Regions from separate parts of the Mus musculus genome. Here regions 2 and 3 are each linked to region 1. Evidence: chromatin loops called from intact Hi-C (ENCODE). Cell type or tissue: heart. All regions are shown on one strand.

The links. Hi-C counts contacts between places; a loop is a spot of excess contacts. Peaks named below come from ENCODE experiments on the same cell type or tissue, not always from the same donor. Only the 100,000 strongest peaks of a DNase experiment are listed, where the experiment ranks them.
Region 2: a loop joins it to region 1, with 2.4 times the contacts of the local background. A loop is called at or near these places in 9 of 42 quality-filtered maps.
Region 3: a loop joins it to region 1, with 16 times the contacts of the local background. A loop is called at or near these places in 6 of 42 quality-filtered maps.

The regions. Positions count from the first base shown.
Region 1 is chr4:107,363,809-107,371,808 of GRCm38, reverse strand. It overlaps Ndc1 (NDC1 transmembrane nucleoporin), which reads right to left and starts at 3,762. Exons shown (of 18, transcript NM_028355.4): 1 at 3,661-3,762; 2 at 2,932-3,052; 3 at 446-547. The coding sequence starts at 3,720. In heart, a CTCF peak has its summit at 4,395 (motif pointing right); DNase peaks (open chromatin) are centred at 3,798 and 4,008; H3K4me3 peaks cover 1,756 bases; H3K27ac peaks cover 1,366 bases.
Region 2 is chr4:107,246,911-107,254,910 of GRCm38, reverse strand. It overlaps Lrrc42 (leucine rich repeat containing 42), which reads left to right and starts at 1,378. Exons shown (of 8, transcript NM_029985.2): 1 at 1,378-1,636; 2 at 7,131-7,617. The coding sequence starts at 7,145. Hspb11 (heat shock protein family B (small), member 11) reads right to left here and starts at 1,008. Exons shown (of 6, transcript NM_028394.3): 1 at 916-1,008. In heart, CTCF peaks have their summits at 1,619 and 4,238 (motif pointing left); DNase peaks (open chromatin) are centred at 1,280 and 2,190; H3K4me3 peaks cover 3,513 bases; H3K27ac peaks cover 3,789 bases.
Region 3 is chr4:107,648,453-107,656,452 of GRCm38, reverse strand. No RefSeq gene overlaps it. Among named protein-coding and RNA genes, the nearest start is that of Gm52673, 26 kb to the right of the region's middle. In heart, a CTCF peak has its summit at 3,301 (motif pointing right); no DNase peak of the experiment used is centred here; H3K4me3 peaks cover 374 bases; H3K27ac peaks cover 524 bases; H3K27me3 peaks cover 2,267 bases.

The DNA.
Region 1 (8,000 bases):
CACACTGCTGGCAAGTTGCCCCAGGCCCTCCTGACCCCTTTGTGCTGCAGCCCCTGGCACTAACAGTCCACTCTGTCTTTATGACTTGACCTCTTTATATACCCAGCTTCCCCACAGCAGACTCATAAACGACTATCATGAAAGGTCTAAATGTCTCTTCAAAAGAGAAACACCAAAGTAATTGTAAGTACAACTGAAAGGATAACAGAATACAGCTATGCACACATTTCTTAAAGTCTGCCCTAAGTAAGATGAATTATTTTTGTTTTGTTTGAGACAAAATCTGCCATCTAACCTAGGCTAACTGTCTAACTCACTATGTGGCGGAAGCTGGCCTCAAACTTATGGTGACCCTCCTTCAGACCTACTCAGTGCTAAGATTACAAGCATGTGCCACCACATCTGATGCTCAAACTTTTAAGAAAGTTAAAATTCTGAAACCTACCTGTATAGAATTCCACATTGAAAATACTTATTATTATAATGACCACGGCCAGCAGCAGGAGGTGAAAGATGACTTGGGAACTATAGAAGTCATTGCAAGAATCTAAAACACAAGAGAAATGAATTAGTGATGCTCATTCAGTTTTTCAGTTGTGTTCAGCACACTGCAACATTTGAACTACAACTATGGTGTTTTTAACTTCATTTATTTGTGTATGCAGATGTATTTGTGAACGTTAAATGTATCTGTGTACACGGCACGGGCCTGAGAGGGCACTAGATCTCTCCTAGCTGGCGTTACAGGCATCTACGGGATACCTGGTTTATTCTGTGAGTGTTGAGATCCAAGCCCAGGTCTCCACACTTAGACAGCAAACATCCTTAACCATTGAGCCATCTCAACAGACTCTACAACTATAATTTTAACTTTCAAAGAATTTTTAAGAATTTACTTGTATGCTGCTGTCAGGTCCAATAGGACATCAACACAAGAACTCCAAAGTAAATTATTCAGATTTTGTTTTGGGTACTGGAAAATGGTATTAGAATTTCTTTTAATTCACACAGATGTTGCTAACAGAGAAAATACAACCATATGTAAACATTTCATCATAGGAAAGCTACCATAGTAACAAGCCAAGTTTGTTTTCAAAATGTAAACAGTATTTCTGAACTTTATATAGTAAAGGCAATTAGTGCCTCAGCTAAGGAAAAGTAATGTGGAAACAGTGTAACTTACCAGTCCTAAAAAGGGTTAGTCTAAACAACAAAACCCAACCAGACACTCAACAACCAACATGCTTCCAAGTTTAAACTATGAGTATGTTACTATCTAAAAATATGAACAAAAGAAAGAGACATGAGACATGCTGGCTGAATAGACTCACTTAATAATGAAAGCAATTATTTTCAAAGTAGAATTCAGAAACCAAAATTAATCCCAGATTTCCTAGGTCTCCAACAATTAATCATCTGCCATCTCTGCCAGGGCTTATGGGTTATGTTCATCAGTCCTGCATGATTCAGCAAATATGACACACATCAGCTAAAGCATGATTGTATCGCTTAGTAGCGATATTCTCAAAGGCCAAACAACAACGACAACAAATTCTAACTCCTTGATGGCCTACACTTTCTTATAAGAAAAATAAGGAATATATTATTGAGAAAAAAAATCTCCCAAAGTAATTTGTGTTTTTTAGTCTTAGGGAATATTTTCAAGACTTCAAAACCTATTCTGTACCTTTATGACTTTTTAATTTTTTTAATTTGTGCTTCAGTGAACTCATGGACCATAATGAGTCTTGTATGAGTGTGCTTGCTCATGCACACACATGTAAAGGCCACAGCGACACTAGCTCTCTTCCTCTGTGGCTCTCCTTATTTTTTGAGCTAGGGTCTCTCACGGAACCGAGAGCTCAGCAGCTGGCTGGCTGGCCAATGAGCCACAACACTGGGGTTAGGATATGCATCACACAGCTGACTCTTGATTGTACTGAGAATCTAAATTCAGGTCTTCAACTCAAGCAGCAAGCACTTTACCCTCTCAGCGTCTTTCCAGCTCCTAACATCATCATTTTATTTTCACATCCAAAGATTCCAATAAGCATCCAGCCTGTTTCCATCTCCTCTGTCTCAGCAGACTTGTACTAAGTCTTCCCTGACATTCTTTAGTTTTTGGCCTCTCTTCTCTTTGTTGGCTACAACATAAGAATAAAGTATTCTTTAAATAACTGTATAGCTTTTTCTTATTGCTTTTGAAATAGTTTCTCTATATGTATCCCAGGCTAGCCAGGATCTCTGGAGCCTCTTGCTACACTCTCCTAAGAGTTGGATTATAAGAATGTGCTACAACTAGCTAGATTAGACTTTTTTTTTAATACCAGTCACAATTCCCATCTGCAATTTTAAATGGATGGCAGGGAAAGGAAAAACAAGAAAAGACAAGGGAACTGGGGCTGGAGAGATGGCTCAGCAGAGGGCTTTTCCAAAGGACCTGGGTTCAGTCCCAGCACCCACATGGTGGCTCACAACCATCTGCAACTCTTCCAGGGGGATCCATAAGCACCAGGCACACACGTGGTGATGAACATACATATATACAAGTTAAATACTTATACACATGAAAAATACAAATAAGCCAACTTTTCTTTTCCTTTTTTAAGGAAAAGACAAAAGGATAAATACTTGTGTGGCTTCCTTTTCTTTTTTACTGCACCTCTAGGGATTTACTATATATATGCCCCAGATTGGCCTTGAACTCAGGTCGTCCTGCCTCTGCCTCCCAGGACACTGGGCCATCACACCTAGCTGTGTATATAAGTAGTCTTCTAATGATCTGTCCTGTCATCATACATAATCCCTGACACACTTACTGATTTTATATAACAAAAATGACAGTTCTGTGAGTGCAGAAATGCAGAGAGTGAGTGCCTTTACGTAATGTTTTAATGTCAATACAGACAGTAATTAAAAATCACCACTTACCTGACAGCCACTGTATAGGGTGGAATAAATTGATGCTGCTTAAGACTATAAAGGCTGTGATGCAGACGGGTAGAAGCACTACTGACCAAACGATGCTGGTAACTATCCTCCAACCCAAAACCTAAAATTAAACACAACTCTTCAATCAAGAAGTCAGTTACTCTAACTCAGACATGCAAATCCTGCTTCTCCATTTAGGCTATTAACATGAACCACTACTATTTGCATTCTCTTTACTTCTCTCCTTGCGCCCACTCCCCACCCCCCAAACACAGAATGGATGCAAGGAGGTGAGCTCTCCTTAGCTGAAGCCTAGAGTAGGCTGTCTTAAATAAACCATGAATATATGCTCGGTTTAGCGTCTCCCCAACCCCAGAGTCTGCTAAGGCCACATTCTTTCAACACAGAGCAGCCCTTCCCGTTTCCTAGCCCAAGGAATCAAGCCATTTATTATGCATTAGCTCGAATCACTAACCTTTTGCTCTACAACTTTTCCACCAAATTTCCATTCGGGCCATCCCAACCACGCTGACAAACTTCCACTTCGGACTCCAGCTCAACACCCCAGACCTAACTTCCACTCGGGGACGCCCACACACCCTTGCACCCAATCCCCGAGGCGGTCAGATCCCTACACGCTATTCCTAAAGCGCCTCCAAGACAGGCCCCTTTAGCCAAGCGCGCAGGCACCGCCAGAGAGGCAGGGAGCGCCACGGCTCGCTAACTCACGCGCCAAAGGATGTCCCGCGGCGACCCGCCGGCGCAGGGCCCGCTCGCAGCCGTGGCCATGGAGATGGCGGCCCCCGCTCTCAAGCGTGCCGGGGACAGAGTGTCCGCCCGCCACCACTGTTCAAAGGCAGGAAGGCCCCGGGAGGACCCAGCTGGGGCTGCCCGGTACGCTGCCTGGGCAGGGTTCTGCAAAGCCGCCAGACCATCTCTCCGCAGCTTCGCCTGAACAGACTCAACCGGCCAGAACTTCCCCGTAGCCACATGCCTCCAGGTGGGCTGTGACTCGAGGAAGCGTCCTCTGGAGTCCAAAAAGTCCTTCCGAAGCAGGGTCCATCTGGGCGTCAAAAACAAAGGGCGACGGTGCTGCATGCTGGGAACTGTAGTCTCGACGACCCCTGAGAACCAAGGGGAAGAGGAGCGTTGCATTCTGGAACTTGGAGTTCCAAAGTACAGGCTCGCGGTGTAACGAGAAGCAAGTTGGGGTGTCCTAGAACTGGAGTTACAGTTGTTGGCTGCCATGTGGTTACTGGGAATTAAACCCGGATACTCTAGAGGAGCAGCCTTTTACGGGACTCACCTCCCAGCCCCTCCCTTTCTCTTCTATTTTTTTCTTTCTTTTTTTTAACTAAAGCTGTAATAACCACTGGGAGTGAAAAGGTTGTTATATCACTTTTTCTTCCAGAATGCCATCTTTCTTCTTCTTTTTTTTTTAAAGATGCATTTATTTTATTTATATGAGTACACTGTAGCTGTCTTCAGACACACCAGAAGAGGGCATCAGATCCCATTACAGATGGTCCTGAGCCACCATGTGGTTGCTGGGAATTGAACTCAGGACCTCTGGAAGAGCAGTCAGTGCTCTTAAGAGTTGAGCCATCTCTTCAGCCCAGAATGGCATCTTTCTAAAAGTGAAACCACAGGATACTGAAGCTGCCGTCTTAATACTCAGTAACTTCACTGAATTCCTTTTATTAAAAATAAAGTGTTTTATTGATAAGAAAGGTATGTTTTGGTTTTTAGCTTCAGCTATTAATACTTGTTAAGTGCAGCATCTTGATCCTCACAGAGCCTCTATTTCTTCAAGTGTAAAATAAGGATAAAAACACAACATCCTGTTAATGGGGTAAAGATGTAAATACTATATACTATAAGACAACTATTGAAGGCTGGGGTGTGACTGAGTTGTAAAATGCTTTCCTGATATATACCAAACCCTACAGCACCTCCCAAAACATGGCAGCACTCAAGAAACTGAGGCAGGAGGCTATAAAGCTCAAAGCCATCCTTAGCTAGTGAGTTTGAGACTAGTCTGGAATATGTGAAACAGCTGTCTCCAAAAAGAAGATTACCATTGGTGGAGAGGTAGCTCAGCTAGCTACATAAGCATGAAGACAAGAATTCAGTACCTGGACTCCAGGAGGAAAACCTGAACATGGTGCTGGACAGGTGCTAGGCAGGTGCTGGGCAGGTGCTGGGCAGGTGCTGGGCAGGTGCTAGGCAGGTGCTGGGCAGGTGCTAGGCAGGTGCTGGGCAGGTGCTAGGCAGGTGCTAGGCAGGTGCTGGGCAGGTGCTAGGCAGGTGCTAGGCAGGTGCTGGGCAGGTGCTGGGCAGGTGGGCAGGTGTTGAGCAGGCAGAGATAGGGAGCTCTATGAGGCTTATAGCTAGTGAGCCAAGCCTACTCTGAGCTGTAGGCACTTGGGAGAAACAAGGTGGAGGGAGCCTGAGGAACAACACACAAAGTAGACTTCTGGCTTCCACACCCACATGCACAAATGTGCACACATACAAACACAAACATGCACACATACAACTTCTCACTGGCTCAAATTCCTCTCTCTGATTACTTTTGGCCTCATCAAAAACCTAGGTGAGTAGTGCTAACAGCTTTTTTACAATGCTAACATTCAACACCCTAGGAAGGCAGAGGTAGACATGGTGTCTTGCTCACTCTGTATAAACTCATAGGCTACCGAGAGAAACTGAGATGGCACAAGATACTCTGTACTGTTTGCTAACAATGGCTTCTTGGCTTATTTAAGATATCATATTAACTTCCAAAATTACATTAATACCAATCACACCTGAGCCAAAAGACAAACTGGGATTATACTTGGTTGATCAAGAATAAACCTGTCAAGAAGAAATCTTTCCAAGTCACAGAGAAAACTTTTTTGTTGTTGTTGTTGTTGTTTTTTTTTTTCTAGACAAGGTTTCTCTGTATAGCCCTGGCTGTCCTGGAACTCACTTTGTAGACCTGGCTGGCCTCGAACTCACAGAGATGGGCCTGTCTTTGCCTCTGCTGGGATAAAATTCATTCACCACCCGAGTCTGGCTTCAGTCTTCACTTTTTTTTTTTTTTTTGGTTTTTCGAGACAGGGTTTCTCTGTATAGCCCTGGCTGTCCTGGACCTCAATTTGTGGACCAGGCTGGCCTCGAACTCAGAAATCCACCTGCCTCTGCCTCCCGAGTATTGGGATTAAAGGCGTGCGCCACCACGCCCGGCCAGTCTTCACCTTTTAATCCCTCCCTCCATTCATCTGCCAGGATTCAGGGTGTGGCTGGGAACTAGGGTCATATTGGACCACAGGAAGAGGGTCACAACTGTGGAAAAATGAGCCACTGAGCTTGAAGGAAACCGGTATTTAAAGCAACCACAGCAGTCCGAAGGAACCTGCCTTCACCTCCGCGGTTAATCTACACAGGAAAGATGAAGTCTTCAGAGTCAGGATAGTTTACTTTTTATAAGATTTCTCACATTGCTTTGCTTTGCTTGGACTTTTGAGGCTGAGTCTTGCCATTAATCCAGACTGGCCTCAGCTTACCCCAGTGCTAACATTCCAGGCCTGGACAGGGTGCCCTATTTTTTATAGCCTTAAGTCATCTTTTGAAAGATGTTTGCCGGGGCTGGAGAGATGGCTCAGTGGGTAAGATCACTGACTGTTCTTTCAAAGGTCATGAGTTCAAATCCCAGCAACCACATGGTGGCTCACAACCATCCATAGTGAGATCTGACACCCTCTTCTGGTGTGTCTGAAGACAGCTACAGTGTGCTTAGATGTAATAATAAATAAATTGGGGAGCTGGTGAGATGGCTCAGTGGGTAAGAGCGCACCCGACTGTTCTTCCAGACTGCTCTTCTGAAGGTCTGGAGTTCAAATCCCAGCAACCACATGGTGGCTCACAACCATCCTAACCAGATCTGACTCCCTCTTCTGGAGTGTCTGAAGACAGCTACAGTGTACTTACATATAAATAAATAAATCTTTAAAAAAAATAATAATAAATAAATCTTAAAAAAAAGAAAGATGTTTACCCTTTTTGTCTGACTCTGTCTCGCTGCTTATTGTTTCCAGAGTGCTTGTCACATTAACAGAAGCCCAAGAATGCTTATTTAATGGACAAAATAATGAGGAAGACAAAAGAAATTAAGTATATCAGAGAATGTCCATCTGGAACGACTTTTGATATCTAGTTCAAAGAAATGTGTAATGTAGAAAACTGACCAAAGTGTGGAAAGGCTGAAAGAGCACAGCAGGCAAAGAACAGATGGCATGAGGGAGTGGGAGAGTTATTGCCCAGCACACGCCCAGTGAGCCCAGGACCAGGCCAGGCTGCAGAGGGAGATGAAGGAGACACTGCCCACTTAACCACAGCTATCAGGCAGAAACTGAGGACTTAGTCCCCTGAAGCGGTCGAAATGACCACAAGCACCCACACCACCCGCAGTCGCTGTGTGATCTCCAGGTTCCTTGCCAATGATGAGACCATTTGTAAGCTGTGGTATTGAATGAGGTTTTGCTCAGAAATTATCTGGTACATTACAGGATGTTACAGGCTCTTGGTTGGGTAACCATGTTGTAACTAACTCCCCAGTCACTCAGGAGCTGCTATGTCACTTCCTCTTTTCCTGCCAGTGAAAACTAAACAGGAATTCAGAAAATGTTCCCTAGACACACAAAACTATAACACACACACACACACACAAAACAGAATAAGATTAACTAACATGTGATGTAAATGAATCAATACTGCTGTGTGTAATTATAACTCAGTAATTATAGAATTTACAAAAAAAGTCAAAATTTAACAAATCACAAACGGGAGTTGAACTAGAAGGAATTCAAGGGCTAAAAAACACAACAGCAAAAGGGGTTTTGGTCATAAAAAATATAGAAGAAAAAAGGATTTTTAAAAAGTGACCTGCAGGAGACTGTCAACCATTAAAGAACAGGCTGAAACCAAAGATATAAAAGTGACTAATAGAAAAAAAACAAAAACCAGAGTGACTAAGAGAGGGCCGAGGGACGGCTCAGTGGCGACAAGCACTGGCTGCTCTTCCA
Region 2 (8,000 bases), 120 kb after region 1:
AAAAGCAAACAAGCACTTTAATACAGTGAATATAAAGCACTTTAATAAAAAATGAATATACCTGAACTACCAATATCTGTTCTTTAAAACCAGGGGCAGAGATTTGGCTTTCATTAAGGTTTTGTTGCAGTTAATGAGAAAGAGGCAAACCAATCCCAAGAAACCCATAAAACCACCCAGCAGACATGTTTCCACACAGCTCCAAGATGGAGGTTTGAGAGGCAATGCTTGATCTAAGCGAGGATGAATACCCTCAGGGACTCTCTACCAAAGTGGTAGTAGGCTCTAGGACACCATCCATCCTTCTGGGTTTTACAGACAGGGACGGTGGATTCCCTACCCTTTCCCAGGGCCATTGATTTTCTCTTTAAATATACAGTGTAGCCCTTTCTGGTACTTCTTTCAGAAAACCTCTGGGTCACGTCCTGGGTTGATTTTCTCCTTGACCAGCACCTTTGGGTCTGTGTGCTCTTACATCTGCCTGCCCCAAATCCTTTCCTACAGCATCCACTGGTAGCTCTGGTGTAAATTTAAAACCGGTCATTCTCTTTCTCCCATAATGGCAGCCCGGACACAGTCCTCTCACCTCCAAGACTCAAATAATTTCAAATAACGTAAATGCACCCACATTGACTTTAAATATTATTCCTGTTTGAGGTTGGACCGTGCTGATAATGTGTTACGTTTGGCATATTAACTGTCATTTGTAATTGTTCTTCCTTCTGAGGGTCAAAGCATCATTTCAGGGCACTAAAAGTTCTTGGGGAGGGGGGCCTAGAGAGAGGCCAGGCCCTAATCACTCTGTTCTCTCCCAGCGACATCGCTGCTCCACCCGCGGTCACCCGCCGCGCGTCTCCTCACAACCGGTTCCTTCCCGCCCGCAACCCTCCGCCGGCCTCGCCACCGGGCTCCCACCTCTTCGGTGCCCGCCCACCGTGCTGCACGGACCCGCTCGCCTGGGCCTTGGGTAGCTCCGCGAAAGGACCGGGTCCGCTCGCGATCCCCGCCCGTCACGCCCCGCCCGGCCCTGGCCCCGCCCCGCCTCGCTTCGCTTCGCTCCCGCCCCGCCTCAGCCTCAGAGGAGTTCCCAGGCGCGCGCCCTGCGCAGCCCCGCCCCGCCCTCTCCTGGCAGGGGCTCCGCCTAGAAGCGCCACCTCACTTGCGCGTCTTTCCTCAGGACTACCTTTACATTGCATTGCCTCGGGGAGGTGGGGGGGCCTCCAAGAGATCTCGGGGGACATGCCCTCGCGCGGGCACGCACACGCACGGCCCCGCCCCGCCCCTTTCACCCTTCCTGCGACCGCCCGGCTTTCTCAGCTCGGCTGTCCCAACCCACTCCCGGCCCCGCCCCGCCACATGCCCCGCCCACTCCAGATCAGACCACGCCCCTCATGCCGGCCCCGCGCACGCGCGCCTACCCAGCCGAGTTCTTTTCCCCCCCCACCCCTCCCTGCTGGTACCTCAGTCCCGCGGCGCCAGGTCGCCCCCAGCCCCTCCCTCTTGCCACCCTCTGTGTGTGTCCCACCCTCACGGGCTTTGTGGCCTAGGTTGCCGAGCCGCTTCCCGGTCAGCCGCTCAGTGGAGGAAGGAGCCGCCAGTGAGGTGCAGCCGCTCGCTGCCCCGGGCAGGGGCACAGGTAGGTGGCGGCCGCGGGCCGGGCCGCTCGCCGAGCCTCAGGCAGCGCGTGGGTGCGGGGGCGGAGTGTGAGGGGCTGGGGGAGGGGAAAGGCCCTAGGGACGAGGTAGAGCTCGCGGTGGGAGGGGTGGGAGGATGAAGAGGTAGGGGTGCCTGAGGTGGGCTTAAGGGTGGGGTCCGCGGCGTCCCGGGTTAGACTGAGGGTGTGTGAGAATTTAGGGTTCTGGGCGGGAGAGGGAGCGGATTTAGCTTAGGTGGACTTGGGGAGAAGCTTGGGTGGGAGTGCCGGGAAAGGGGGAAAGAAAAGGGGTTGAGGAGTGCACCAAGGGAAGGAGCTAGGGTTGGAATAGGGGGAGGGGTGGGGCGGGGGGGGGCAGGGAAGAAACTAGTTGAGGCCGTGGATTGGGAAGTTGGAGATAGTGAGGCGTGAAGAAAGGGGAATCTGAAGGTTGAGGACGCAAAACCGGGAAAGAGATGGGGAGACTAGGGTGCTAAGAGGAACCTCGATGGTGAGAGGAAGACTCGTGAGGAGGGAGAGAAGGATGGGGGCTGGAGACGGGTCGCTAGAAGACAGGTGGAGGCGGGGTTGAGTCTTTTGAGGGGCACGGGAGAGTCTGGGATGTGAGGAAGATGGGTAGAAGATCTGGGAGTGAATGGGGAAGGTTAGAATTTGGGGGGTGGGGGACTGAAATTTTTTCTGTTTGAAAAGCTAAAGAGTGGGTAAAACTATCAAGATGTGGGAGAGATTAGCTTGCTCTTGGACAAAGTATGGGCCCGGATAGGACATGAGTTTCTGCAGTTTGGGGGAGAAGGCAGGTAGGGAAGTGGCAAGTTACAGGGAAAAAAGAAGTAGTGGGAAATTGAATAATGGCGGTGACACAGAACAATGAAGATGGATTGTTAGTTGGTTAGAGATACTTTGGAACTACTTTCTCTTCGGATTTCTTCCTATGTTAAGAAAAAGTCTTTAAAAACCACTACATTTTCAAATGAGCCAAAGGTGTCTGCAGTCTTGAGATGAAGGTAGTGGGTTGACAGATGTTTTCCTGGTGTGTGGATATGGCGGATTTCTGCCCTGGCAGAGTGAAGGGGGAGCGCTTCATCCTTGAGTGAGCCCTGGTTCTGTTTCCACCCACTCTTCCTCAGATGACCACTGTTTTTTACTATAGTCCCTGCCCTCTTAACTCCCAGTTTGAGCCATTGTGAGTTCCAGAGAGATCAAATGGCCGGTGATGTTAATTTTGAGTGTTTTAAGAATATTTTTAAGGCTGATGTTGTATTTTTATTCTTGAGATACAAGTGGGAAGATCTTGTGCTTTGGAATTACACAGACCTGTGATTGAATTCAGGCTCTCTCACTTAGGAGTTGTGAGCCTTAAGTTCCTTCATTTCTCTGAGGCTCTTCATCCATAAAGTGGCAATACTGACCTCATAGGATCAGTGATTGCATGACATCATTTTATGTTGTACCTTACAGTGCTTGTTAGCTTGTAGGTATATAAAAAATGGTAGCTTTCAGTCACATCTGGAATCATTATTGTTGATCATTATTTTGGCCTACTTATTCTTAGAAGACTGATTTATTAAGGTTAGGTGTTCTTTCTGATTTTTGGTTTTGGTATTTTTTTTCCTGAACCATAGGCTCAGCTCACAGTTTTAGCACTATTACCCTGATGCCTCTCTCCTCTTTCCTCTCTTTGTCTGGAATAATTTTATGCTTTTTGCTTGGAAGCTGGATTCAAGGTTTTAAAACTTATGTTTGGTTGTCAATTATTTTATCCTTCTCTCATTTAAAGATGTTTTACAGAACTGAATTTTTAATGTACCAAGGTTATATTTCATTTATTTGAAGAAATGATATGCTTTGTGCTAACTTTAGCTTCACTAATGTAATGTGAATGCACTGCTGTACATTTTTAATGCTTTGTAATGCTTAGGTAGATCACAGAGCTGTTTCTCTGTAGTGGGCTAGAACACCGCCAGTCAGCCAGTCACTCTGTTAATCTGACCCATAGCTGCAAGAGATCTACACTGAACATTGTTATCTTGCAGATACATGTTATCTTAACTTTCCAGTTTAAAAGAGCACTTCCAACCTTCACACCCCCAGGCAAGAAAAGGCTCTTGTCTTTTAAGGGGCCAGTTTGTAGAGGCCAACATGAATAATAGTGACGGGCAAGCAATATCCAGGAGAGAAGCTTTACCCTTTATGGTTCTTAAAGTTGAAAGTTCAGACATTCATTTAATCCTTAGATCATTTTATAGTACATTACAAACTTCAGGAAGTACTTTATTGGAAGAATGCAGGATGTTTTAAAAAAAAAAAAAAGGTTACCATGCATGATTCCCTAAATTAAGAGTAGTTCTTCAAATAACTGAAGAAAGCAAAGCCTTGGATTATTGCCTGGACAAATGATGTAGATATACTCTTCAGTAAATACTGAATTTTTACATCATTTAAAAAGAGAATACTGTTTGATAAGTAGTCTGAAGATGTGATTTAGTCCTCACTGTGCCCCTGTTTTTGAAGGGTAAAGTTGCCAGGAGGGGCAGAGTAAGGGATTAGCATCCAGACTCTGGTCCCACGCTACTTGTGCCCTCTGCTGGATGGAATCATACTTCTAGTTTTCATGAGACACTGTCATCCATTCATTCCGTTTTACTCCAAAGTTTGTGGGACGTTAGAGAGGAGAATTAAGAGCAGTGCAAATATGTAAAACCTGGGTTTTCGTCTTTCTGTCCTCCTCATCAGTATTATGGTGTGTTGGTCCATTAAGATACATTATCTTCATAGGATTTGCCCTTCTGCTGTTACAGTTAGATTGTTAGGCTAGGTGTAGTGGCTTATGACTGTAATCCCAGTATGTGGAAAGCCATGGTAGAAGGATCTCTCTGAGTTTGAAGCCAGCCTGGACTACATGCTAAATTTCTGGCCACTCTAAAATGGTGATAATGATATGTTTTCTTTCCTTCATTTACCCACTTGATCATTTCTTGTCTAGCAAATAATTTGTTTTTATGCCATACGTAGTATTTACTTTCTGATACCTAGGTAGAGTAGGCTCTGACGTTCTAGTCTGGTTTTGTTTTTTGTTTGTTTGTTTGTTTGTTTTTTGAGACAGGGTTTTTCTGTGTAGCCCTGGCTGTCCGGGAACTCACTCTGTAGACCAGGCTGGCCTGGAACTCAGAAATCCGCCTGCCTCTGCCTCCCAAGTGCTGAGATTAAAGGCGTGCACCACCACTGCCCAGCTTGAGGTTCTAGTCTTAAAGATCAAAGAGCATTTTCTTTTTCTCCAGGTTAGGATTAAGGTCTGTGAGGTCGAAGGGGCTAAATGCTTGCCCTGCTGAAAGAAGCTTTTATAGCAAGTGGGGAGGGCATCTTTTCAGCAGCAGCCCTTAAATGCTGGCAAGAATATGAAGTGTAAGAACTGGCACTATGACAAGACTTTAAAAAAAAAAAACTGGTTTTTACTTTAGTTGTTTTGTCCTCCCTCCCCCACCCCCCACATAGTACCAGTAGCAATATAGCCCCATCATCTGCTCTGCTTCTACCACCTGCAGAAGGGGCTGACAAGTGGGGGAGGAGCCTGCAGCTGTTGCCTGGAAGAGGAGCTGGCTCCTAGCAACAATATCAGCAGGCCCTTCAACGCAGCACTAAATCTACCCCTTTGAGGTCTCATTCAGTTCAGCATATATCTGTTGAGTGCTTACTCAGTACTAAGCACCATGTTCGGCCTGAGAAAGAAAAAAACTCACAGCTTTGGGTACAGTAACAATTGAACATAGTACACAGTGCTAAGTGTTGTCTAAAAGGAAACACTGGGTGCTTTGGGAAAACCAGACAGACATGGACTGGTACTGGGGTTGGAGAAGTTTCCCAGGAGAATGCTGAGTGATGGTTGAGCTGAATGTTAATGATGAACAGGAAATAGCTAGGTCAGGCAGAACAACCAAAAGCAGTAAACTAAGCTAATTCCAGTGGGTCAAGTGAGTGGCAATTTACCCATGTAGCATTGGGAGGGCCACAGAATAGAACATAGTAGATGAGCTGGAAAGGGTGAGGCTCCAGGGCTAGGCTGGTCCCTCCTTTCTGATGTGCTTTATATACATAATTATTCTCAGGAGAAAAATGAGCAGTAGTGATTCCCACAAATAGGATCATTGCTTGATCTTCAGAGACTCAGCATTTTTGTCACTAACTTAATTGTTTGCTGACACTTGTAAGTGGCTTCAGGCCACATTGTAGGTATTGATGTAGAACCTGACTTGATATACCTCCAAAAGTCAACCAAAGTCTTTGAGGGATAGTTTCAGAGTTTTAGAAATACTGCTAGGAGCCAGGTGTGGTGGGGCACGCCTTTAATCCCAGCACTTGGGTGGCAGAGGCAGATGAAGTTCGAGGCCTGCCTGGTCTACAGAGTGATTTCCAGGACAGCCAGGGCTACACAGAGAAACCCTGTCTCAAAAACAAAACAAATAAACAAACAACCCAACAACAACAAAAAAAAAGAGAGAGAGAAATACTGATAGGCTGACATGTTATTAAAATCCACATTTCCCCCTTTCTTATTGTAGAAATGATAATCGGATGCCTTTATTTAACATAGAAGTTTCTTGTGTAATTTGAAATCTCACTCAAGAAAATAGTATTTATTATAATTCTTGATGCATAATGTCACCAGTGGGATTAAAGAAAAACATAACTGCTTTTTGGTTTTTAACTTACCTCAAAGTGCTTGGACAGAATCTGAACACTGGAAGACTGTAATGATTTTATTTAGCCTTTGTTGTGGAGGCCTTTATTTGTAAATTCAAGACATCCTTTTGCTCATGGTTTACCTAAGGCTTATGGAACTTGTAAACTAGTTCCATGACATTCTCCCAAGGGACTGCACTGTACCAGAGTCCTGTTATGGAGTCTGAATTAAATGTGGTCTTTCTCTCTGTGTGCAAAGCAGCTAAGACAGACCCAGAAGCCAATCAATAAGACAGTGAGCCAAGTGCAACAAAGAGATGTGTGGAAAGTGCCAAACCCGCTAGCGGAGTTACTGTTTTCTGTGTGTAAACATTTTTAATTCCAGAATTCTAGTGGGTTCATAATGTCTGATGAAATAGTGTATGCTTTGTTTACTAGGACTCAGTGTTGGGCATTTAGTTGATGCTCCTCGTTGCTCTGCTAACATAAGCTGTGCTGCTGTGAGTCTACTTTGAAAAGAATTGTTGCTGGCATTTTTTTGTAAATTCTGGGTGAATTCTCCAAATGAAATTTGAGCTCAAAGTTCTGAAAGATGAGTAGATTACTAAATAGGTGAGAAAAATGCAAAAGAGGCACTTCAGGTAAAAACAGTAGAACAGCCTCATAGTGACAAAGTTCTCAGCAACTGGTGAGTCTTGCTTTCCTGGTAGTGGTAGGATCATAAAGCTGTGGGCACAGCAAGGTGAAGCTGCAGATGACATTCTAATTGGATTTGCCTCCACACACCTTGCTTTTACAGTTGCAACCAAGGCAATGGCTTACTACCTCAACTCAGAAGCCCACCTGGATCCAGGGCCCATCTATGTTCGAGAAAATGGGCAGCTACACATGGTCAACCTGGCTCTGGATGGTGTTAAAAACAGCCTGCAGAAGCCACGACCATTCAGACTCTTTCCCAAAGGCTTTTCCGTGGAGCTGTGCATGAACAGGGAAGACGACACTGCACAGAAAGAGAAGACCGATCACTTTATCTTCACGTACACCCGAGAGGGGAATCTGCGATACTCTGCTAAGTCCCTCTTCAGTCTGGTGCTGGGCTTCATCTCCGACAATGTTGATCACATTGATTCCCTCATCGGCTTTCCTGAGCAGATCGCTGAGAAGCTGTTCTCTGCTGCTGAAGCCAGACAGAAATTCACAGAGCCAGGGGCAGGGCTCAGGGCGTTACAGAAGTTCACTGAGGCCTACGGGAGTCTGGTGCTGTGCTCGCTGTGCTTGCGAAACAGGTGGGTGGTAGTATTCTCTCTCGTTAGCTAGTGAGTACTTGAGTGGATGTTTAGCCTGTCAAGCCCCGGGCCTTAGTGGGCTCATAAGCTCTACCATCAGATAGTACTTTCAATTTTGAACTTACACATTTAAAGTACAGGTCATTTTGAGGGGGGCTAGGGAAGCAGGAGGGGGATCAGTAACTTTTTCTCTCTTCATCTCATAGACAATATTTAGCATTATTTTGAAAATGTTCTGTAAGGATTAGCTTGGCTACCGCCGCTTTTCCAATAGATAAAAATACTTGGCAACCAACTTCTCTCTTTTTCCCTTTGAGATATGGTCTTGCAATATTGCCCAGGCTGGTAGAGAACAACTAGGCTCACCAGGTGATGGTAGTCCA
Region 3 (8,000 bases), 280 kb before region 1:
TGGGAACATGGGGACTGTGGAGTTCAGGGCCCATCGTCTTGTTCTTCATAGGGGAAACTGAGGCCTGGAAGATGAATAGATTCCCAAGGGCTCTGGAGACTCAGGTCCATTTAGGACAGGGGGCCAAGCAGAAGGGACTTCTGCCTTGACTTAAAAAGCTCTGAGGATTTCAGAGAAACCAGCTTTGGAGCTAGGAGACCAGAGCTCCAGCTCCCAGCTCATGGCCCTGGGCTGTCCCCTCTTCCTTCCTGCACACCTGTTCCCCTCTCTCCTAGGTAGGCATACCACACCCTCCCTCAGATGCTGTGAGACTTCTGCAGAACTATGAGTGTGGGGTTGAGGGATGTGAAAGGGACACCGAGGTGGAGACAGCTTCTTCCTGAGGTGGCTTTTGGTGCAGCAAGATGTGAGCCTCACATGTGAGCCCAAGGAGGAGGGGCCGTGTGGCCGCCTGTTGCACTCGCAGCCCTCACTTCAGTGAGCCAAGTGACACTCACCACGGGGACATGTGTTTGCCACCACAGACTTTGAATGTCTTGTAAAACTCACAATTTGTTCAAAAGAATAAACAGCATGAAAGAGGACACACAGCCTCCATCCAGAACGGGTGGGGGGCGGGGAGCAGTTCCAAGGCTGGTTTCCATTTAAACCACATTTGGAACGGCTGTTGGTTCTTGTGGAACTCTGGTCTGGGAAAGCCCTTCCCAGCACAGACTGGATACTTGGCCTGGGACACGGAGCCTCGCTTCCGTGTGTAAGACATGGATAATCATCAAGTGATTATATGCCATGCAGGCTGGATACATGCAAATCTCTCTGGTAGAGCAAGCATAGGAAGGCATAGCTGTCAACTCCTCTAGGGGACAGGTGTGAGTGCAGGCTGGGTCATCCAGCCCAGCAGGCTGGGATAGAAGAGGACTAGGGTCTGAGAGGTGGAGGTCTGTAGTCAGCTAGAAGAGGCAAGGGCCGGACTGCAATCAGAATGTGGATAGATGGGACAGAAGTGGGTCCTGGAAGAAAAAGTGACAGGTGTGAATGCTCTGAAGTGAGTAACAGGCTTTCATATCTGAGGATCTCAGGGAAGGAAGCAGGGCCTGGGCCCCCAGGATGAGCCACACCAGCCTGGGCAAATGGAAAGGCTTCTCAAGGGAAATGTCTCTAAGAAGGCTCTGACGTGGGGCTGGAAAAATGACTGCACACCAGGGTACTTGCTGCACAGACGTGCTTGAGCTGGAGTTCCCAGAGCCAGAGTTAAAAGCTGAGCATGGCCACCACCGTGCCTGTAACCCTACTGCTAAGGGGGAAGGGTGGAAAGACAAGGATGTCCCAAGCTCCATGGCTGCTGGCCTAGCTTCAGAGGCAGAGAGAGACCCTTTCACAGAGGAATAGGGGAGGCATTGTAGAATAGGGCATGAGATGGCCTCCTCTGGCCTCCACGTGTACACACTGGCACTTGCATCACACACACACACACACACACACACACACACACACACACACACACACCTTCTTCCTGCACCCCACAAAGAAGCCTTTTAGCACTGTCAGGAGCCCTGGGCGGGAGGTACAGTATCCTCTGGTGTTGAGGGTACCTTGGCATGGTTTGGGGTTGGTATGTGGAGAGATCCTGATGGGTTATGAGTTGAGCAGACTCCCCTCCCTATTGATAACCGGGGTGGGGGACCCAGAATGTCTTCTCCCATTCCATCTTCAGAAGACTTTGTCAACCCAGCATGAAGGACAACCAGGAAGGTCAAAAATGTGCCATCTGTTGTGTGGCTCTGGTGTCCCTGTGTCATTCAGGGTATGTCCGGGTTCATTCTTGAGGGAGTTTCAGCCAAGAATCATGACAAGGCCTGGTCCCTGATTCAAGAGACAAGAACACTGGGGGTCAGGGAGAGTTTTAGATGTGGAGTTGGAGGAGCTATCAGGCAGGGCAGGATGGGGCTGGATCCTGGGGCTAAGTCTAACACCACACTGAGAAGGATGCTCCTGCCAGCCCATGACAGTAGAGGGTTAGCTATAGACAGGGACAGGTGCATCCTGGGAGGGATGCAGTCAAGCAGGAGTTGGGCAGTGCTTCTGGCAAGCTGCTGAGCGGGACAGTGCAGTGCCCACAGGATTTAGGAATGAAGACAGTTTAGAGCTCCTTCCGTGGGCCAGGAAGGAACCATGAGTGCGTGTGAATCCAGCTTCTAAAAACCGAGCAAGAGGCCAGGCATGGTGGGGCATGCTTTCAGCTTCAGCACTCAGAAGGCAGAGGTAGGCAGATTTCTGTGAGTTTGAGGCTAGCCTGGTCTAGAGAGTTCTGAGACAGCCAGAGCTTAATAATGAGACCCCCATCCAAAAACAATTTTTTGAGTTAGAAGTGGCCAAATAGTAATAGGTGGTAAAGAAGTCTACTGTGTGTGTGTGTGTGTGTATGTGTATCTGCACGTGTATGTATATATGTGTTTATAGGTGCATGTATCTGCATGTGTATGCGTGTTTATGTATACGTGTGTATATGTGTATCTGCATATGTATGTATATGCATGTGTCTACATGCATATGTATGTGTGTGTATGTATATGTGCATCTGTGTGCGTGTGTTGTGTGTTTGTGTGGCCAGCTGTCATGGGGTCTCGCAGATGAGGAAGAAGGAGATGAAGCTTATGTGCAAAGGACATGGGAGGGACCTTGGTTCTGAGAAATCGAGCATGGCGAGCTCTGGAGGGTCCTCGAAATGGCATCTGTGGTGCGGACTCGGCAGAGAGATTTCAGGCAGGGAGAGGGGCTTCGGGGGATCTCCTGAGGCTAGGATGTGAACTCCTGCTCCCAACCTGACTGGTGAGCAGCGGGCATCCAAGAAGGCTCTGGGGAGGGAGAAGAGTGGAGACAGTGAAGGGAAGGTGGGTCACCTGGGGGTGGCGGGGTCAGGGAAGGGAGTCAGGTAGGGATGAGAGTCTGGGGCAGGCCCCTCTGGCCCTGGAAGCCCCCTTCTCCAGCACACAGTGGCTCTCTCCCAGCTCTGTGCTCATGCCAAGGTAGGTCACGTGGCCCCCTGCCAGGATCCACGGTTCAGTTTCCCTCTATATGATGAATTTGTGAAGGGCAAGCCACGTCCTCTGAGGTCCTTCTGTCCAAGCTTCTCTGACTACTGGTTTGGCTCTGCTCAGAGGCTTGTCCCAAGCCACTCAGTGAGCTCAAGGGGCTGCAGCCCTCTGGCCAAGTTCACCACATAGCCCAGCCCTGGGCAGCCTTTACTGGACCTAGGTTTCTTCCCACCTGCAGGTGCAGGCTGGTGGAGAGAGCCAGAGAAATGGCCACAAGGGGCCGCTAGGACCCAACCCAAGGCTTGCCTGAGTGTAGTCCCTCTGCTTCCAGCTTCCAGTCTGCGGTGGAGCAGGATGCAGAAGGCACATAGACTGGGAGAAGCCCCCGGGGCCCTGCCACCTTCTGCTTCCTGCAATTGTGTATGTTCACTCTCCACTGCCCACCCACAGCCTCGGGGCTCCTAACTGTAAGGTGCCCTGGATGCTTTAGACTTTGCTGTTTCACCCTGGCCCATCCCTCACTCCTCGTAGGAGTTTTAGGAGGAGCCTGACCATACAGAGAGGAAACAGAGCCAGTGCTTTCAGATGTACAGTCATGAGCCCCCACAGCATGGGAAGCCGAGTGCTGGGTCTGGAGGTGGGTGGACTCTGATTCTATCTGCTGCCCCCTGGAGGAAGGCGGTGAGCCTGGGGCAGGGACTTTAAGCACCAGGAGACTTTAGATAGGTCAGAAATTTGTGTTTAGAGCAGTTACCCCAAGAGGCCCTGATGTAAGGGGTGTGTGTCCACCTGCTGATAAGGCACTGTGAGGGGTGGCAGCTCACGCCGGGGGGGGGGGGGTGGCGGAGGCTGAATGCTCACTGCTCTCTTCTTTTATTCAAAAGTCAACCACCCCCTGTCCTAGCTGAGGATCTAGAGCTCATACTGGACCAGGCCTGACTAGAGGGAAAGTGCTAACCTATAGTGGATGATCAGAATGGGGTCCTGGTTGTTGACATTTCTTCTAGGCCCCGCAGCTACCTGGCAACAGCCAGGTGTGTCTGACTCACTATAAAAGGGGCTGCTTGCCCCCTCCTCACTCTCTACTCTTCCTCTTGCTCTTCCTCTCTTCCCCTCTTCCCTCTCTGTCCCTTCTCTCCCAATTCCCCTCCCCCCCACATGCTCACGGCCCACCTATACTCTCTCTCTCTCTCTCTCTCTCTCTCATTCTCGCTCTGTGTGTGTGTGTCTGCCTTTCTCTGTCTCTACTACCCCCTCAACTTCCCTCCCCATGCCCTAAATAAACTCTATTCTATAATATAGTCTTCATGTGGCTGGTTCCTCAGGGGGAAGGGAGGCACCCCTTTCCCCCACACATACCTCCCTTCCACCAAACATATCTCTGGCTTCTTTTTCTTTTTTATAAAACACAATACCAGTGGCTCCATAGAGCAATAGTCTAGTGAGGGAAAAGGGACAGGACCCAAGGCTTTGCTTGGGCTTCTGAACTTTATACCACTTAACAGGGATATATAACTCCTACCAGCTTAGGAGGACCAATGGTTGATGAGCTTGTGTGTGTGTGTGTGTGTACACTAACAGGAATCCTGGTACCTTCAATATACGCCCCCCCAAATATCCCTCCCGACCTGTTCTGAGGAGTGCAGATTGGAGGGGGTGTAGGAGCTGAGGCTACAGGGCAAATGTGGGGAGTGGGGTGGCACTTGGGGACCTCTTCACTGAAGCATCAAAGGCTGCTGGGAAATGTGTGTCGAGTGAGGTGGAACGTTATGGAAATCGTCTCCACTGCTCTGTGGCCTGAGAATTCACGGTCAATGAGAAGAAGTTCCCTTGGTCCCGTATTTTTTCCTCTCTTTGAAAGTAAAAGCCTTAGGATCAAACACACGCAAATCGTGGTCATCTGTCTCTCCTGCGCTCTGCTAACTCCACAGAAGTGAACAGGACCGAACGGTTTAAACTCTTTCCAGCACTGGAGGGTGGAGCCAGCTGGCTCTGAAGTCTGAGTGTGCTTACAGCGCGTCCTCACACGGTCGGTTCCTGAGAGCATCCCTGCTGTCACTGGGCGTCGCTGAGCTTGACTCAGTTCCTGTCTGGACTTGTCCACCGCAGGACACTTAGCTTTGCTGAGTCTTATTCTATGCCTTTCTTGCTCAGAGTGATTGATTACATGCACGTAATATGGATTTCCATTTTTCTCAAGGTAATAAAAATAAGGCTGTTTCAAAAAGTCGTACTTCTATGGTAACCAGCACCCCTCCCCCAAATGACCTCATCAACCCAACCTTCTTTCCTCTTCCAGGGCAGCTGCATTCACAGTCCCAGGTTGCCTAGCAGTGTGTTAAACCCGAGCCAGTCCCTGGAGACAGTTCTATGGGCATCTAGGAGGGTAGAAAATACTCCCTTTCTTTTCATGATTCCCAACACACACACACACACACACACACACACACACACACACACCCCTCCTGGGAGCTTTAACACACATATTTCCATTGAATCCATATTCCAGATATATGTTACCACGAATTGGTAAATATTTAACCAGCTCAGTAACGTGTTCTGATTTTTTTTTTCTCTCTCACACTTTGACAGTTACTAACTGTTCCCTTTCTCGGGCTCATTGTCCTCTGTCCCCAGGGATAATTCTTTCTAATCCCGTTTCATAGCCGTACGACACAGTTCTTCCTGTTACTGTCCACCGTCATCCACAGATCGACTCTGTTGCCCTAGCTCAGCCGTCTGTCCCTCGGGCCCTGAAGTACAGCTGTCTGCAGAGATCTCTCCCTGTCTGTCCCCTGCCCTGAAGTCCTTACTTGGGAGAACGCTTGCTAAGGCCTCTCCATTTGCTGCCTCAAGTAACATTCTGAAAAGAGGTGATTTGAAATGACTTTTCCTCCCTACGTGCCTGAGACTATATCTCTGTTTTATGCTCACCTTCAGTCAGTGGTTAGTTTGAATTAGGATGGAGTTTGCATTGGAAATGTGGTTTGTTCAGACTTCTTGAGGCCTTTGCTGTGGGCCTCTAACCTTTCAGTGCTGCTCCGAAATCAGATTCAAATTTCACAGCTCCCTGTGGGCTTTCTTTTCCCCTCCTCACAGCCCTCTTCTCTCTTTTAGGATCTCTCTTTATCTTTGGCTTTCTAAAGCTTCCAAATGACCTGCTCACTGTGTCAGCGTAGGTCTTCTTGTCCTTCATTGTACAAGGACAACTGTACATTGTCCAGCTAGAGACTTGTCTCTGGATTCTGGAAGATTATCACTATTATTTTACTTTTCTCTTTTGGGAGAGCTTTTGCTAGTTTCCATTCTTCTCAGAACTTCCTATGTTGATATTCAAACAGTATCATTTATTTCTCCATACTTCCCGTTTCTGTCCCCTTTGCCCCCTCTGAAGAGGCCTGCTGTCATAGCTACGCTCGAGGCTTTGTCTCACAGGTGATGAGTCCTGGACCTTGTTCGCTTTGCCTTCTGTCTGCTGTTGCCGGATTTCATTTCCTCCAGGTTTTCCTTGTTGGCAGTATGGTGATCCCCGGCAGGTGACACCTATCAGAGAAAAGGCACTAAAAATCCCAAGTGAGATGCCAGTGAGACAGTGGGTGACTCTGCAGCCTGACTGGTTGACTATGGGACTTGCCTAAAGTGGGGAAGCCAGCTTTTTGGGGGTAGACTTAAAATGCCCCTTTCTAGAGGCAGTCAGTTGCCCCAAGAAAGGTTCTCCAGCCTCCTGCCCAAGGGGATGTCCAGTTGCTTTGCATTTCTGAATCAAGATGCCCCTGTCTGCTGGTCTTGAGAGAGAGGAAGGTGAGTTTGGGAGAGGGCTGGCTCTTTGCTGTTTGAGGGTACCAGGGGGACTGAGAGTTATATCACTGCCTTCCCACCACCCCCCGTTTTTACCTCACCTCTCCCTGATTTGTTTTCCCCAATACTGGGTGCCTGGGTGCTGGTTCCTCTGGGACACATTCCCAACAGGCCCCTTCCACAGCTAGGAGTTGTGGCCTCCGCTGGCCCCCTCAGTTCCCAAAGCTCCTTTGTCACAGCCAGCCTCTCTGCCATTTCAGCTACACTTCACTCATGTTAGACTGCCTAGGGAAGCCAAGGACGTGTCATCATCGTTAGAGCAGATAAGATTTATGCGACCCTTGTTTGTTCCCAGTGCTCCATTAGGCCTGTGACAGTATTATCTCATGGGATTCTTACTTAGGGAGCCTGCTACAGAAGTGGAGTCAGGGGCGGAGATGTGGCTGACATATAAGAGCCCAGTGAGGCTGTCTCAACTCCTTCACCAGCCCTGGAGGGAGGGGCAGGGCCCCTCTATGTTCCACCATGCCCTGCCTGACTGCTCACAGGCCAGCCTCTTGAGTCCTGCATGCTCCAGACTACATACTACAAGCATGTTCTCATACTCTCTGTAGTGGCTATTCCTGGTTGTCAACTTGACAATATTTGGAATGAACTACAATCCGGAATTGGAAGGCTCACCAGTGACCCTTATCTGGAGGCTTGGAGATCCTTATCTGGATCTTGGTTTGAAGATCTTGAGCCATAGTGGCTATGGATTCCAGAAGATTGAATCTCCGAGTTAAGGAACACACCTTTAATCTGGGCTATGCCTTTCATCTGGGATTAAAGGTGTGGTGGAACACACCTTTAATCTGGGCTACACCTTTTGCTGGAGACAATATAAGGACATTGGAAGAAGGGAGTCTAGCTCTTGCTCTTGCTCCTTCGCCTGCTTGCCGTGTGAGACTGAGTAACTGCTAGATCCTTGGATTTCCATTCACAGCTGCAACTGAACAATTGTAAGGAATTGGGCTGCCGACTGTAAGTCATCAATAAATTCCTTTACTAACTAGAGACTATCCGTAAGTTCTGTGACTCTAGAGAACCCTGACTAATACAGAAGTTGGTACCAGGAGTGGTTCTAGAGTAACAGAAGTACAAGGATATATTAACTCTCCTGCCCTG